Linked DNA regions of Mus musculus: region 1 is linked to region 2. The links are chromatin contacts, found by Hi-C or POLR2A ChIA-PET in ENCODE. All regions are on one chromosome and are shown on one strand. Each heading gives the region's core, a stretch centred on a gene start or an enhancer-like site at or near the end of the contact. The rest is flanking DNA. Distances are from core to core; before and after follow the strand shown. Region 1 holds the start of Lyzl4 (lysozyme-like 4). Region 2 holds the start of Entpd3 (ectonucleoside triphosphate diphosphohydrolase 3).

Region 1 (6,823 bases), core at 2,322-4,821, 1.0 Mb before region 2:
CATTATTCAGGAGCAAGGGAGGGCGTAGAAAAACCCATTCTTTTAAAGATGGTTTCCTGTATTGTATCTAACAAACCCAGAGGGAAAGATGCTGCATCAAAATGAATCGGAAGAGCCCCCACACAAGTGAGGTCTGAGTGTCTCACGTAGCCAGCAAGCGATATTTTCTAGATTTAATTGCTGATCCTAGGTTGGATATCATATCATCATGTATAGATGATTTTATCATCTTTGTTTCTCTCTTTGTGTAGTCAGAGATGATTTCAAACTGCTGATCCTCCTGTCTCTCTCATTTGACAAATTACCAGCTGAGCCTCGCTCACTCCCACCCCATTCCCTCCACCCTTTGCTGCTTCTCCTTTTGTGTGATTTCTTCTCCAGAAATCTCCTTCTAGCCGAAGGCTCACTGACCTTAGAGTCAACCACACCAGAAAGGGAGCACTCATCCTGAAGGATGGTTTGGTTTCCAAGGCCCAGGGATGACCCGCTGGGTTCCTTTGTTACAGATTGGCAAGGCCTGAACTGCTTCCTCTCCTTGAAGCTGGAGTCAGCCTGTGGCCTCAGTCCTCCTTGCACTTTGCTTACAAGGGAGCACTACATAAAAAGCCCTGGAGCAACATCCTGGCACCAGAAACCTGCTGAGCAGGAGCCTAGGGCACCAGGACCTGGGGGTTGAGGGTGGGGGTGCGCTGCTGGCTTCTGCTTGGAGGAGGTGGAGCCATGGAGCCATCCAATGGCAGTTGAGCACTGTGGTACTGGTGGGAAGAGGACAGAGGCAGAAGCCAGTTTGACTGCATTCCTATCTTCATGGTGACTTTTGTCCATTTTCTGAGACTTGCTATCAACACCCACTCCCTGTGCAGGCTCTGAGCAGTGTCCACACCGTGTCTTTAGCCTCACATAGAGGAGGAGCAGCTGTCTTGAGGAGGAGCAGCTGTCTTGAGGAGGAGCAGCTGTCTTGAGGCCACACAGATGGTTAGTGGCAAATGCAAAACCAAGGTGGTCCAGTCAAATCCATGTTCCAGGGGAGGATATTATTTTAAAAAATAATAAAAGACTTTAAAAAGCCTTTTAACCCCACTGCAGTTCTACCACTACAGCCCAAAGCAGTCCTAAGATAGCATGGAAATGATTGGCATGGCTTCTTTCCAAAAGAAACATTGCAATAACAGCTGCTATATTTAGTTCCTATGCTGTGTCTACCAGTCTTTGCCCTCAACCAGTAATGGTAATGGTAGCATGGGGCCTGTTTCTCTGGATGCTCCACTAACCCTCTCTGTGTGAACTGTTTTCCACAGACAAATAAGCCTGCACAAACAGCAGTGGGGCATATGAGGAGGCAGAGGTTCAGGAAGCCAGCCAACCAGAATGTCTCTCTCCCGAGGAGATATGTCTCTTGACTTGAGAGAGTCTTTAGGGGTGTGCTAACCCGAGTTGATCCTCAAAAGCTATTTAGAAGTTCATCAAGTTACATGATGCTCTCTGGTGTGAGTAACAATGAATACTCTGTCACCCAGGTGTCCCTCAGAGCTGACCTGCCGGCTTAGGTGGGTGTAAGGCTGAGGTAGGTGACTAACCACACTGGGCACAGTCTGTCACTCCAGCTTGAGGTCATGATAAACATAAGTTGAGTACTTTGAGAAACTTGAAAAGTGGGAGTCATCAAAAAGCATTTTGCTGAAGGAGTAAATGTAGGGTAAGTTTTTAACATCTTGTGAAGTGGAAACTTAAGGGTTCTTTGGAAAGTCAGTTGGATGGTGTTTTCCTGGGGTAAACACGTGAAGGGACGTTTCAATGAAGGAGACACAGGATGTTCTGCTAAAGCAAGCGCATGAAAGGACACGTGATGAAGGATTCTTTGCTAACAATGGGCATGTATCGGTTCGCCTTACATTTCGTAGTTTAGCTGCATTTCTCAGGACTTTGCTGAGGCAAAACCCATGCTGAGACAAGACACATGGACGAACGTGATGTTTGGAGGTTATAAACAGGACTCCACGGAGTGATGGCGACAGAGCTAGACTTGCAGGTACAGCTAGCTGTGTAATGCTTGTGGGTCTTGTGTCTTTGCTGATCTTTGCCTCCCTGAGAGAGGCACAACTGAGAACATCTCCTGGCGTTCCTCCCTGGTCCATCCTCAAGCCAGGGCTGAGGCCTGGTTGTCTCTGCTAGGTTGTGCCACTGCTGTTGTTAACCCAACTTTACTGAACTGGACTGCTGGTCTATCCGTGAAGTGTTTGCGAGTGGATCGAGCTGCCACTGCCTGCTGACTTGTGAACCAAACTTTTGATTTCTAGGCAACACAGATGGGAGTTGCTCCAAAGAACCTTTCTAAACAGGTCCACTTCCTCTGTATCCTTTCTTTTCCACTACCTCTGAGTGGTAGGTTACAAGGAAGGTTAAAGCATTTACGGACCATCATTAAAAATAGGATTTGAAAAAATTAAAGTTATAATCGTGACAGCATAGAGGGGAGAGAGGTTTAGAGGATGGCAGTTTGCCTGCTTCTAAATCATTGTTCTACTTTAAAGCAATGGAAACTGTAAGTGATACACAGTGTAGTATATACTACACAACATACATGCACACACATAGTCATACATGCACACTCATACATGCCACACACACGCACACACACACGCACACACACATGCACACACACACACACACAGTCATACATGAACACTCATACACCACACACACACACTCACACACACACACACACACACACTGGTTGATAATTCTTAAAGACCAACACTGAATTTTGCTGATGCACTCATGGGTCTAAGCAGAAGTGTTTGTAGCTGGTTTAGTTTTTTTTCTTTTGTGTGTTTCCACTCTTATTTTAAATCAATCATGCAATTACCAGTTTTAACTGAGCTGGCTGGAACTACTTCCATGTTCCTACAAGTCAACATATCCTCTCCTATCTTAAGGTCTCTTATCATTTGAGACCTAATAATAACCCAAGGTGACATTTTCATGTCTCAGATTAGGTGGCCTAGATCCAAAAAGAGAGAATCCTTGATCCCGGGCCTTGCGATGGTTATGCTATGGCTGACAGAGCACTTCCCTGGCAAATGTGTCCCTGACATGACCCTTGGGACATCAGAATGTGTTACTAGCAAAATGGATTTTCAGATATGATTAAGGCTGAGTACCTCAAGAGGAGATTGCCTGAAGTCTGGGTGGACCAATCTAGTGACAAAAATCCTCAGAATAGTGGAAGAGAAAGCCTGAGGAGTTGACCTGAGGGACAGAGGTAGGACAGAGTCCTGGTGGGAGGGATTTGGACTCACCCTTGATGTCTTTGATGACCAGGAAGGGGAACAGAGTGAGGAGGGTGGGCAGCCCTCAGCAGTTAGGGTAACCTTCAGCCAACACTGCTGTATGAACAAGAAGTGGGCCATCTTTACTGTCTCCAGAAGGAGCCTGGCCCTGCCGGCACCCTGAGGCCCACGTCAGACTTCTCACACATCTGTCGCAGTGGCGGAAAGCTAATGTGGTCTCAGTGGTGATGATGGATTCCTTCTCCTTTCAGAACATTCTGGCTCACAGATGTCATAGAGAAGGTTCTAGAAGAGTTTCTCATGGAGCAGGATCGATGGTGTAGAAACTCTTGGGTGAAGACAAATGGGTTATTAAGAAAGTGGCATCTGAGAAAGTGCAGGGGACCCAGTGCCGGCAGAGTACCCAGCCTGCAAGCAACGTGGACTCCCTGCCGGGCTGGTAGGTGGGCCTTTGTGGGCAGAAGCAGAGACAGGCAAACGACATCTGGCTATAGAGCACATTTGTCAGCAAAGTCCCCTTTTGGTCATCTGGAGACACATTTTGGAAGGGTAAGCTTGCTTATTCTTTCAACAAGATCATCGAGAACCAGCAAGGTATTGGGTACTGGCCTCTGGGGAGGAGACGGCGTCATGCAAGCTTTCTGTATGAGACCAAGGTTATAAGCAAGAGAGCAAAACAACACAGTGACTGCTATTAGAATGTATTACAAAGACAACCAAGCCACCTTCCTCGACGAATCAGTGGCCATGGTTAAAACTGTGGTCATTGGAGTAGTCATGTAGGTGGAGGGAACAGCTGGCACAAAGGTGGCGGGAGTGGCGTGGTCCAGGGAACACGTGCAGGGAGCCTGTGGAAGAACAAAGTGGGAGGAAGGGTCTGGAGTGGCCTGAGGTCAGACTGAAGAGGGGCACAGGGGCCAGATCAGGAGGAATTGGACAAATGGTATGTGGAGGATGTTGTTAGAAACCCATAATTAGTCAGAGATGGTGATGACCTGGGCCAGAACAGTGGCAGGCAGGCAGATGAGGGGTGGGTAGGCCTTAGAACAGCATCCATGTTCCTGCTGAATTGGCTGCTGGAGGGAGGGAAGAGCTGAGACAGTGCCTAGCCTGGGAAAGACTAATGGTTCCCAAAATACTGTTTGCACAGCTAGAAAATGTCAATATGGTCTCTCTCCCCATGCATAGAAATTCAGTTATTAATGAGGACCAAGGGTGTACAACCAGGACTCAGAACGAGGCTGCCCCGAGCATGTAGTGCTTTCTATACTAAAATCATTTTCTCAGCACAATTAGGCAAGGAGTATTTTCCTCTGTGTGACAGGAAAGAGCTCTGAAGCACAGAGAAGTTGAATAACTTGTTAAGGTCACTGCTGGGGTCACTGCCATCCCAACTGCTGAGAGCAAAGCAGCTATTAAGGCCCAGGCTATCTGAGAACCAAGATACCACCTCCTGAGACGTGGTCAGGTGTACAACTAACCACGCAGCAGAATTAAACATGTCTGCCACCTTTGCCCCACTTAGAGGTTTCATCTAAGCTAAGTTCATGGCAGAGAGCAATTTTATTCTTCAGAGGACACTTTGCTTGTTACAGAGGGGACCAAATACCCAACAACCTAAAAATGGAAAGATTTATTTGTGGCTCTGGTTTGGTGGCACTGCCCAGTGTGGTAACAAGGCCACTAGGTGACGACTCACATTTATAAAAGCTCAAGGTGACTTGTCACATCGTATCTGCAATCAGGAAGCAGAGACCAGGAAGTGGGGCTGGTGTCACCTCTTAAAGGCTCGAAACCTTCCAGAAACAGCATCAGCAACTTGGGCCAACGGGTCAAACCAGAGAGTCTAAGGGCAACAGTTCATGCCTAAGCCACCCTCTATGTGTGTACCAGATCTCCAATACACAGAATAACCCCCCAAAAAGGACTTTCTAAGCCCAAGCCATGGCTGCAGGCTCCAGGAGGAAGAGACTGTCACTGGGAGAGTATACATATGTTTGAATGGCAACACAGTAGCATGAGGTGATTGTCACTGGTCTATAGTGACAGAGTGTGAGGCACACTGGAAGGAGGCTACACCCTGCTTTCCAGTCAATTATTCTGGTTTAAAGCATGGTTTAAAGCATGGGACAACAACCAAAAACAGGATTATCATTCCCTAGGGATCAGGGAAGGGACTGTGGGCAGCAAAGCCTGGGCAAGGGGAGGGAGACCTCAGGCAGGGTCGGTCAGTCTTCAGGAGTTGCACCAGGGGTGGGGGCCAGAAGATGGAGAGTGACGTGTGTGGGAATGGTGTGTGGGGGCCCTGTGGATAGGGAAGGCACCAAGGTGAGACCAGTAGGTGTATAGTGAAAGGGCGTGGCTCTTGCAGACAGGCCCAAGCAGGGAGTTTTGTTATGGTTTTCAGGGGCAGAGCTGATTCCTCTTGATGGAAAGACTCTCAGCTGGGTCTCTCAGTTATCCGAGAGACTGCAGGCTAAAAGGCAGCAGTGGAAGTAACTCACCATAAGCAGGAATGGCTTGCTCAGCAATGTACATGCAGTGAGCTGTCTTCCTCCCCCTCCTCCTCTTCCTCTGTTTCCTCTTCCGCTTTCTCATCCCCTTTCCTTCCATCTCTTCCTTCTTTCCTCCATCTTCCTGACCTCCCCCCACTCCCAGTGCCTCTCCTTTCCCTGGAAAGTCCAGTGTCCCTATGACCTTGGAAGGAGCTGCCTGAGACTCTCTGTTCAGCCGGCATCCACAGCTTCGAGCCACCAGAGCTTGGCGACGATGCAGCTGTACCTGGTGCTTCTCCTCATCAGCTACTTGCTGACTCCGATCGGTGCTTCCATCTTGGGGCGCTGCACAGTGGCTAAGATGCTCTATGATGGGGGCTTGAATTATTTTGAGGGCTACAGCCTTGAAAACTGTGAGTAGGACCCTTTCGGGCCATCTCTCTCTCACCTCCTTGATCTCCACCCCCACTGTCTCATCCCCTACCACCAGCATCTTCTTACCCCACACGCTGTTCCACCTCTTAGGGGTGTGCCTGGCTTATTTTGAGAGCAAGTTCAACCCCTCAGCTGTCTATGAGGACCCACAAGATGGCTCCACCGGTTTCGGCCTCTTTCAGATTCGTGACAATGAATGGTGCGGCCACGGCAAGAACCTCTGCAGTGTGTCCTGCACTGGTGGGTCCCTTTCTCTCCACTCCCTCTGCAGTGTGTCTTGCACTGGTGGGTCCCTTTCTCTCCACTCCCTCTGCAGTGTGTCCTGCACTGGTGGGTCCCTTCCTCTCCAGTCCTTCAGGGCACAGGAGCCTACAGACCTTCATGTTTGGAGGAGACAGGGAGAGGGAACTGGCTGTGCTTGAAGCTCATCTCTGGGAGGTGGAGTGCTAGCTAGTCTGACAGGAGCTTGAGAGAAAGGGTGTGTTAGTCTGAGAAGGATAAAAGATAAAAGCCAATGGGCCCAGAGATGCTGGGATGTCTGGGATGTTGGGAGCAGGGGCAGGGCACAGAGCTCAGGCAGCTCGAGAGTAGGAAAAGATTGCT
Region 2 (6,759 bases), core at 1,289-3,788:
CTGCCGATCAATGGGGACAAATGACAGACACTTCCTGATGTCAGAGGTAGCTACTTAGCACCTTCTCCTCCCTCGAGGGGAGTGTGAGCAGGTATGGCATCCAGGGAAGAAGATGTGTCAATATTTACCCAAACTCAAAGCTTACACCTGACCCCAATCTGCACCTCTGGGATCCTACCCCACTTGACTCATAGCGCAAGCAGCCGTACAGATCTGGAGGAGAGCCTAGCCCTGTGGTGTTGACCCTCGGAGCATCAGGGGGGAAATGGGTCACTTCTCTGTGCTTCTGAATAGAAGTTCCCCAGCCACACCTATTTTCAAACCACATCGGTGTCAGTCACAGAGGTTTAAGGCACTTTTCCCCCCAACAAGACCTAATAGTGTTAATCGGCCAAATTTAATCTACCTTCGGAAAGAATGTAACTGATTAGCTGGTATGTGGCATGTTACCATGTCTGCTAAATTCCAATGTCTTTTGGGGGGAAATGTGCAATGCAATACAAACCATCTTCTTTAGTACAATTGCTCTTTCCAAAAATATAAGTATAAATTAGTCTATATGCCCTCAAGTCATACCCTGTTGGAAGCCAAGAATCAGCAGTTTAGGGCATAGCTAAGGAACCTCTTCACAGGAGGGGGTGTGTGGAATGTAAGCAGGCTCTTGACCACAGCCAGGGGCTGGCCTCCAGGATCCTCTAGCTTCAGCACTTTCTAAGTCAAAAGCTGTGATTACCTTCAACAAACACTTAGCCAGCAAAAAAGTGAACAGACTAGGCTAGGTCTCATTCATGAAGAAATGCAGCCTAGAGCTGTGGAGTAGGGAGGGCTGGGCAAACAGTGTTAATTGCAGGTGCCTACTGGAGCCTAGAGAGGAGGTGAGGGCTAGCTGAGTGGACGCCTCTCCCACCTCCGCATCTCTCTCACATCTGCATGAATAGCTGGGGGGGGGGGGGCAGCAGGGGGGGGCAGTACTGAGGAGCCGGGAGGTCAGGCAGCCAAGCTGGGCAGGTTTGAAAGTGTGTGGGAAAGATGGGGAGGGGGAAGGAAGGGAGGGAGAGACAGGACACACACACACACACACACACACACACACACACACACACACACACACGAGAGAGAGAGAGAGAGAGAGAGAGAGAGAGAGAGAGAGAGAGACAGAGACAGAGAGAGAGACAGAGAGAGACAGAGACAGAGACAGAGAGACAGAGAGAGAGACAGACAGAGACAGAGACAGAGAGACAGAGACAGATGAGAGACAAATGAGAGAGACAGATGAGAGGGAGAGGTGTTCCTGTGCAGCTTACCATAGTACTCAGGGCGACCCAACTCTATCAGGATTCATTCCCACGTCAACAACACATAACACAAACCTTACACATAGCTAGGTAAGGAAACCACAAGAGCCAAAATAATGGATTATACGAACAGGAAAAACCATTTAAGCCAAACATTCGTGTTAGCCCTTGTTTCCTGTGGCTTTGTGGAAAAGCATTACTTTTATCTGAAGAATGTCAAGGGTGAAACCCAGGTGAGCGAAGTCTTGGAACAACGATAAACAGCCATTCACAGGAGATATAGATGGAGAGCTACGAACCAAAGCTGGGATTCTCCCTGGGTCTGACAAAACCTAGCATCCAGTGAGCAACACTTACCTGCCTGTTCACATGGCTGGCGGGTCATCACGGTAAACATCTTCTCTCCGGGCTGCAGGGGTAAGAACACAGAAGGAGCGTGTGGCTAAACTTGCACGTATTGATATTGAACACAACGTCATCTAAATCGAAGCCTCTTTAGAAACAATGAGGTCAAACCAGAACGTCAGAGACCGATGGAAGCTGGAACTCCAAACCCAGTATCCCCTCCCCAAATGTAAAGCTGGAAGAATGGATTGGTTAAAACTTTAACTAGAGAGCAATTTTGAAAATAAAACCCCAAAAGCTTGTGTGAGCGCGCATGTGTTCTTTCTTTCTTTCTTTCTTTCTTTCTTTCTTTCTTTCTTTCTTTCTTTCTTTCTTTCTTTTTTTTTTTTCTCCTGTGGGCCGCACCTGTGACCAGCACCCGGGCAGAGCGAACCCCCTCTTAGTAATATTCACAAGGCTCGGGCTGGGTTATACTTCAAAGCGCACCAGCAAAGCCGGTTGGCATCGGTGTGTGCTGGTGGCTGCCAGCATGCAGTCACCCTTAAAGACCCGCGGGGTGTCTCCAGCTCCCTGAGCTGAACACCAGCAGACAGCTGTCAGGCCCTGGGGATCAGGGTGGGGACCTGGGAGTTGGCCCGTCCCCTGCATCTGCAGGTCTTGGGGTGCTTCGTGACGCGGTGTCCTGTCCCTGTCAGATGACAGTGCCCAGCTCCCCGGGTTTCAGCTCCTGCCTGCGGCCCTCTGCGGGAAGCTGTGCTGGTTCCTTCCCTCCCCGCTCCCAGCCCCCCACAGCCTGCTCCATCCCACTCCTGCGCGCGGGGCCAGACCTTACCTGGGCGCTGCTTTCGCTGCGGGTTGCTGAAAAGCGGAGGCGCCTCTGGGGTGCGGGAGTCCAGGAGGCGGAGCGAGGTGGCGTGGGTGGCGCAGCCTGCTAGGGACCGCCTCCCGCAAGCGCTGGGGCCAGGACCTCTTCACCTTCCCAGGCTCTTCTCTTTCACTTCACCCCAGCCTGTCCGGCATGAGGATGGAGGGGGAATCATTGCCACGTGGGGGGTAGCCAATCCTTTCAGGCCTTGTTTTAGTTACTTCCCTCGTTGCTGACAAAGTACCTGACAAAAGGGACCTAAAGAAGAAAAGGTGACTCACGGTTGTAGGTACTGTCCTAAAAACGTATCTTGGCAGGATCTTAGACTGCAGTCACATCCTGTCTGCATTCAGGTACCAGAGATCCCAGCCTAAAGCGCTGGTACCACCCTCGTTCAAGATGGGTCTTTCTGGCCCAGTTAACCCAGCCTAGACACCCAGTCTCAGACTTGCTCAGAAGTGTGTTTCCTAGGTGATGGCAGATGCTCTTAAGCTGACAGGGTTAGTTAGCTCAGTGTCCCACCAGGACCCAGTCAGAGAGCTTTCCACATCTTTATCTTCTAACTCCCTGCACAGTCCCCTGAACCCAAGGCAGAAGAGGATGTGATGTGACCTTGCCCCCAGTCCCAAGAGGCACCCCCTGGGTGGTAGTTTGAGTAAGTTTGGTTCCCACAAATTCATGTGTTTGAATGTTTGGCCACAGGGAGTGGCACTATTAGGAGGTGTGGCCTTGTTGGAGGAAGAATGTCACTGTGGAGGCAGGGCTTTGAGCTCTTATACGCTCAAATCACACCCACCGCGGAACACATCCAGTCTCCGGCTGCTTTAGGATCAAGATGTAGAACTTTTGGCTCCACGTCTGCCCACAGGCTGCGTGGTTCCCACCATGATGATAATGGACTGAACCTCTGGAACTCTAAGCCAGCCTCAGTTAAATGTTTTCCTTCATAAGAGTTGCCGTGGTCATATTGTCTCTTCACAGAAGTGAAACCCCAAGACACCTTGCCTGCCGGTCTTCTATCTGTCAAGACAACCTTTTTAAAAGAAAAGTTGTATTATTAAGCCTATATATTGTTTGTTATATATTATTACATATACTTATTATGTGATGTGGTGTGTGTGTGTGTATACCATGTGTGTGTGAGGACACCCACAGTGCTTCAGATCCTCTGGAACTGGAGTCACAGGCAATTGTGAGGCTCTGAGTCAGCGCAGGAAGGCTGAAAGGAGAATGGAGCCCAGTACCCTGTTTTGTGTGTTGTTTTGAGACAAGATTTGCCTATGTAGCCCAGGCTGGCTTTGCACTTGTTCCTGCCTTAGTCTTCTAGTACTGGGGTCACTCTTGGGTCACCACACATGCTACAAGGTAACTTTATTTTCCTAGTTTCCCCATCAAACATTTTTGGAGGGAAAAACAGAACCAAGGGCCAATTAGGACAGGGCAGGCCACTCTGAGAGCACACATAACTCCGTGCATTCCCCCTCAGTCTCTCTGGGAAGAGGGTGTGTCGTGCAGAACAACTAGAATGGGGTATGGTGAGTAGGCAGGTGGGTTCCAGTCACGTGGGCGGACACTGGAGAACACAGAACTGGGCAGACACACTCTCAAGCCAATCTGTGGTGGTGATTCCCAGGGGGCTTAATGGGGACCGAAAAGTATGCTCCTTCATTCTAAACATCACTGAGCCAACAGTCAGGACAAAAACAGCTTGGAGGAAGCCAAATAGGACAGATGACAAAGAAGGACAGCCCAGGGACTGCAGAGACCCAGAGGGCTTCGGAGCCCATTTCTGGTGCAGCCTCTTGGCTCCTTAGAGGGCCCAAAGCTAGAAGCTTGAGTGAGAGGTTGTCCTGTTGTATTTTCTGTTGCTCTGATAGCACTCTGACCAAAACCACCTTAGGGGAGGAAAGGGTTTATTTGACTATATTTCCAGGTCACAGGGCATCAGTGAGGAAAGTCAGGGTAGGATTCTCAAGCAGGATGTTAAAATGGAACCATGAAGGATGTGTACTGGACTAATGTCTCACAGGCTCATGCTCACCTTTCTTATACAATCCAGGGCAGCCTGCTCAGGGAATGGTGCCATCCACAGTGGGCTGGACCCTCCGACATCAAGACAATCCCCAATAAAGATATGCACTGGTCAATCTGACCTAGGCAATTCCTCAATTGAGGTTTTCTTCCTCAAATGATTCTATCATTAAATTGACAATCAAAGCTAAGGACGATAGAGGTCTTGAACCATCCTCCCTTGTGGCTCAGTAGGTCTGGAAGGAAGGTCTGAGGGCAAGGTCCTTGGCTGCCTTCTAAAATTCCACTGGTTTGCTCCTTTGTAAGTAGGGCTGAAGTCCCTGTGGGATGGACAGAGGGCTTGAAGAGAGGAATTCCTGCTTGAAAACCTGTGAGCCTAGAGAGAAAAGCCCATGTGTGACTGTGTGTGTATGTGAGGAGGGTATGTGTGTAAGTGTGTGTGTGAGAGGGTATGTGTAGTGTGTGTGAGTGTATGTGTGTATGTGTGTGTGGAGTGTATGTGTATGAGTGTGTATATGTGAATGTGAGTCTATAAGTTATGCATGAGTGTATGTGTGAGTGTGGCTGTGTATGTGAGTGTGTGAGTTATGTATGAGTGTGTGTATGTGTGAATGTGTGAGTATATGTGTGTGTTCACAAGGAGCAGTGTTGGATGGAGATGGGTCCTTGCTGAAGGACTGGTATATGATCTGCTCTGGGGGAAGGAGTGTTGACTACATATAAGACTTAATTTCTTCGAACACTATGGGGTACTGGAACATAACACATGTTATAAAAACCTGGGTCCTTATGCATCTAGGGGAACAGGAGTCCACTGACTGCAGTTGGCTTGTCACCCAGACCCAAAGTGAGAGATCTGTTCTAAGGTATACATCTGACAGTAGCAACTCTGGTGAGCTGCTGGGAACCGAGAAAGGTTCTTGGGCCAGGGGACCTAAATGTATCTAAAAATAGCCCAAGATCCATCTGAGCCAGCTCTCCTTGCTCACCTCAGTCTACAGTGCCAGCCTCCTCTGTGGGCGGCTTCAGCTCTCCCTTTATTCCCCTGGAAGCTCAGTTCTGGTTCACACTAAAGGAACACCTCTGCAGCTCCCAGACCAGCCCGGTTATTCCGAGGCGCTTGCTTCACCATCCCCCTGGAAGCACTCGTACTGGAAGGTACAGACGCCTCACCCTCAGCTCGTGAATACAAGCACACACATTCATAAGCCTTTGAGCACTGGCCACAAAGTGGCCAGGTGTCATCCCTGCTATGGGGAATGCTAGAAAGCTTCAGCAATTATGCAGGATTGGATACAGGAGTCTATTGAGTCTTCTTCTTCTTCTTCTTCTTCTTCTTCTTCTTCTTCTTCTTCTTCTTCTTCTTCTTCTTCTTCTTTTTTTAATTTTTTCGAGACAGGGTTTTTCTGCCTAGCCTTGGCTGTCCTGGAACTCACTTTGTAGACCAGGCTGGCCTCGAACTCAGAAATCTGCCTGCCTCTGCCTCCCAAGTGCTGGGATTAAAGGCGTGCGCCACCACGCCTGGCAAGGAAAGACTATTAAGTCTTCTGAGGAGCCCAAGCAGACTAATAGCTGTGGAGTTTAGACTATACCAAAGGAGAGGCTGACGCTGAAATCGCTGGCTCGCCGGGAACATATCCTAGCATTCCCTGTGTCTCAAAATAGATTTTTAGATGGATCAGAAGTTGAAACAGAAGAATGCAGTGTACTAGGAAAATACAGAGCACCTTTATCATTGTTGAGGATGCACCTCTTCCGGCATAAGATCAACTCAAGGACACTAAGCCAATCAGCTTGATTCCTGAGGAGGAAATGCTGTGCACTGGAAAGAGAAAGACAATGTGAGAAGGTGTGAGAATGTGATTGCAGAGCCAGGAAGATGGCAGGAGGAGGGGGAGGGGTGGGGGAGGGGAGGGGTGTGTGTGATAAAGGTGTTGAGAAGTCTGACGACCTGAATTCCACCCCCAGGACTCACAGGGTGGACAGAGACAATAAATCCTGCCTGGTGTCCTTTGCCCTCCACACATCTGCTGTCGTGAGCATCACCCCCAACACGCACAAAATAAATAATTAAAATGTCACAGCCAAGAGCTCACACTATAGTAGAGTAAAATTCCATTAAACTGTAGAATAATAGGAATATCAAATATAGAAAAATAAATGGCATGCAATAGCCAAGTTTCAGAAGAAGTGAAGATGACCAGTAAGTTTGCAAAAGAGGAT

What was found. Hi-C counts contacts between places; a loop is a spot of excess contacts on that map. ChIA-PET counts read pairs that join two places held with the same protein, here RNA polymerase II (POLR2A).
Region 1: a loop to region 2 is called in a map of T-helper 17 cell, with 2.7 times the contacts of the local background. The contact joins the promoter of Lyzl4 here to the promoter of Entpd3 in region 2. A Hi-C loop is called at or near these places in 1 of 37 maps with a recorded cell type or tissue (T-helper 17 cell). POLR2A ChIA-PET finds 5 or more read pairs at or near these places in 1 of 5 experiments (embryonic stem cell).

What each region holds. Positions count from the first base shown.
Region 1 is chr9:121,583,709-121,590,531 of GRCm38, reverse strand. Lyzl4 (lysozyme-like 4) reads left to right here and starts at 3,571. Exons shown (of 5, transcript NM_001382835.1): 1 at 3,571-3,839; 2 at 5,949-6,198; 3 at 6,311-6,460. The coding sequence starts at 6,060. It overlaps Lyzl4os (lysozyme-like 4, opposite strand), which reads right to left and starts at 3,512. Exons shown (of 4, transcript NR_040740.1): 1 at 3,300-3,512.
Region 2 is chr9:120,535,597-120,542,355 of GRCm38, reverse strand. Entpd3 (ectonucleoside triphosphate diphosphohydrolase 3) reads right to left here and starts at 2,538. Exons shown (of 11, transcript NM_178676.5): 1 at 2,473-2,538; 2 at 1,653-1,704. The coding sequence starts at 1,692.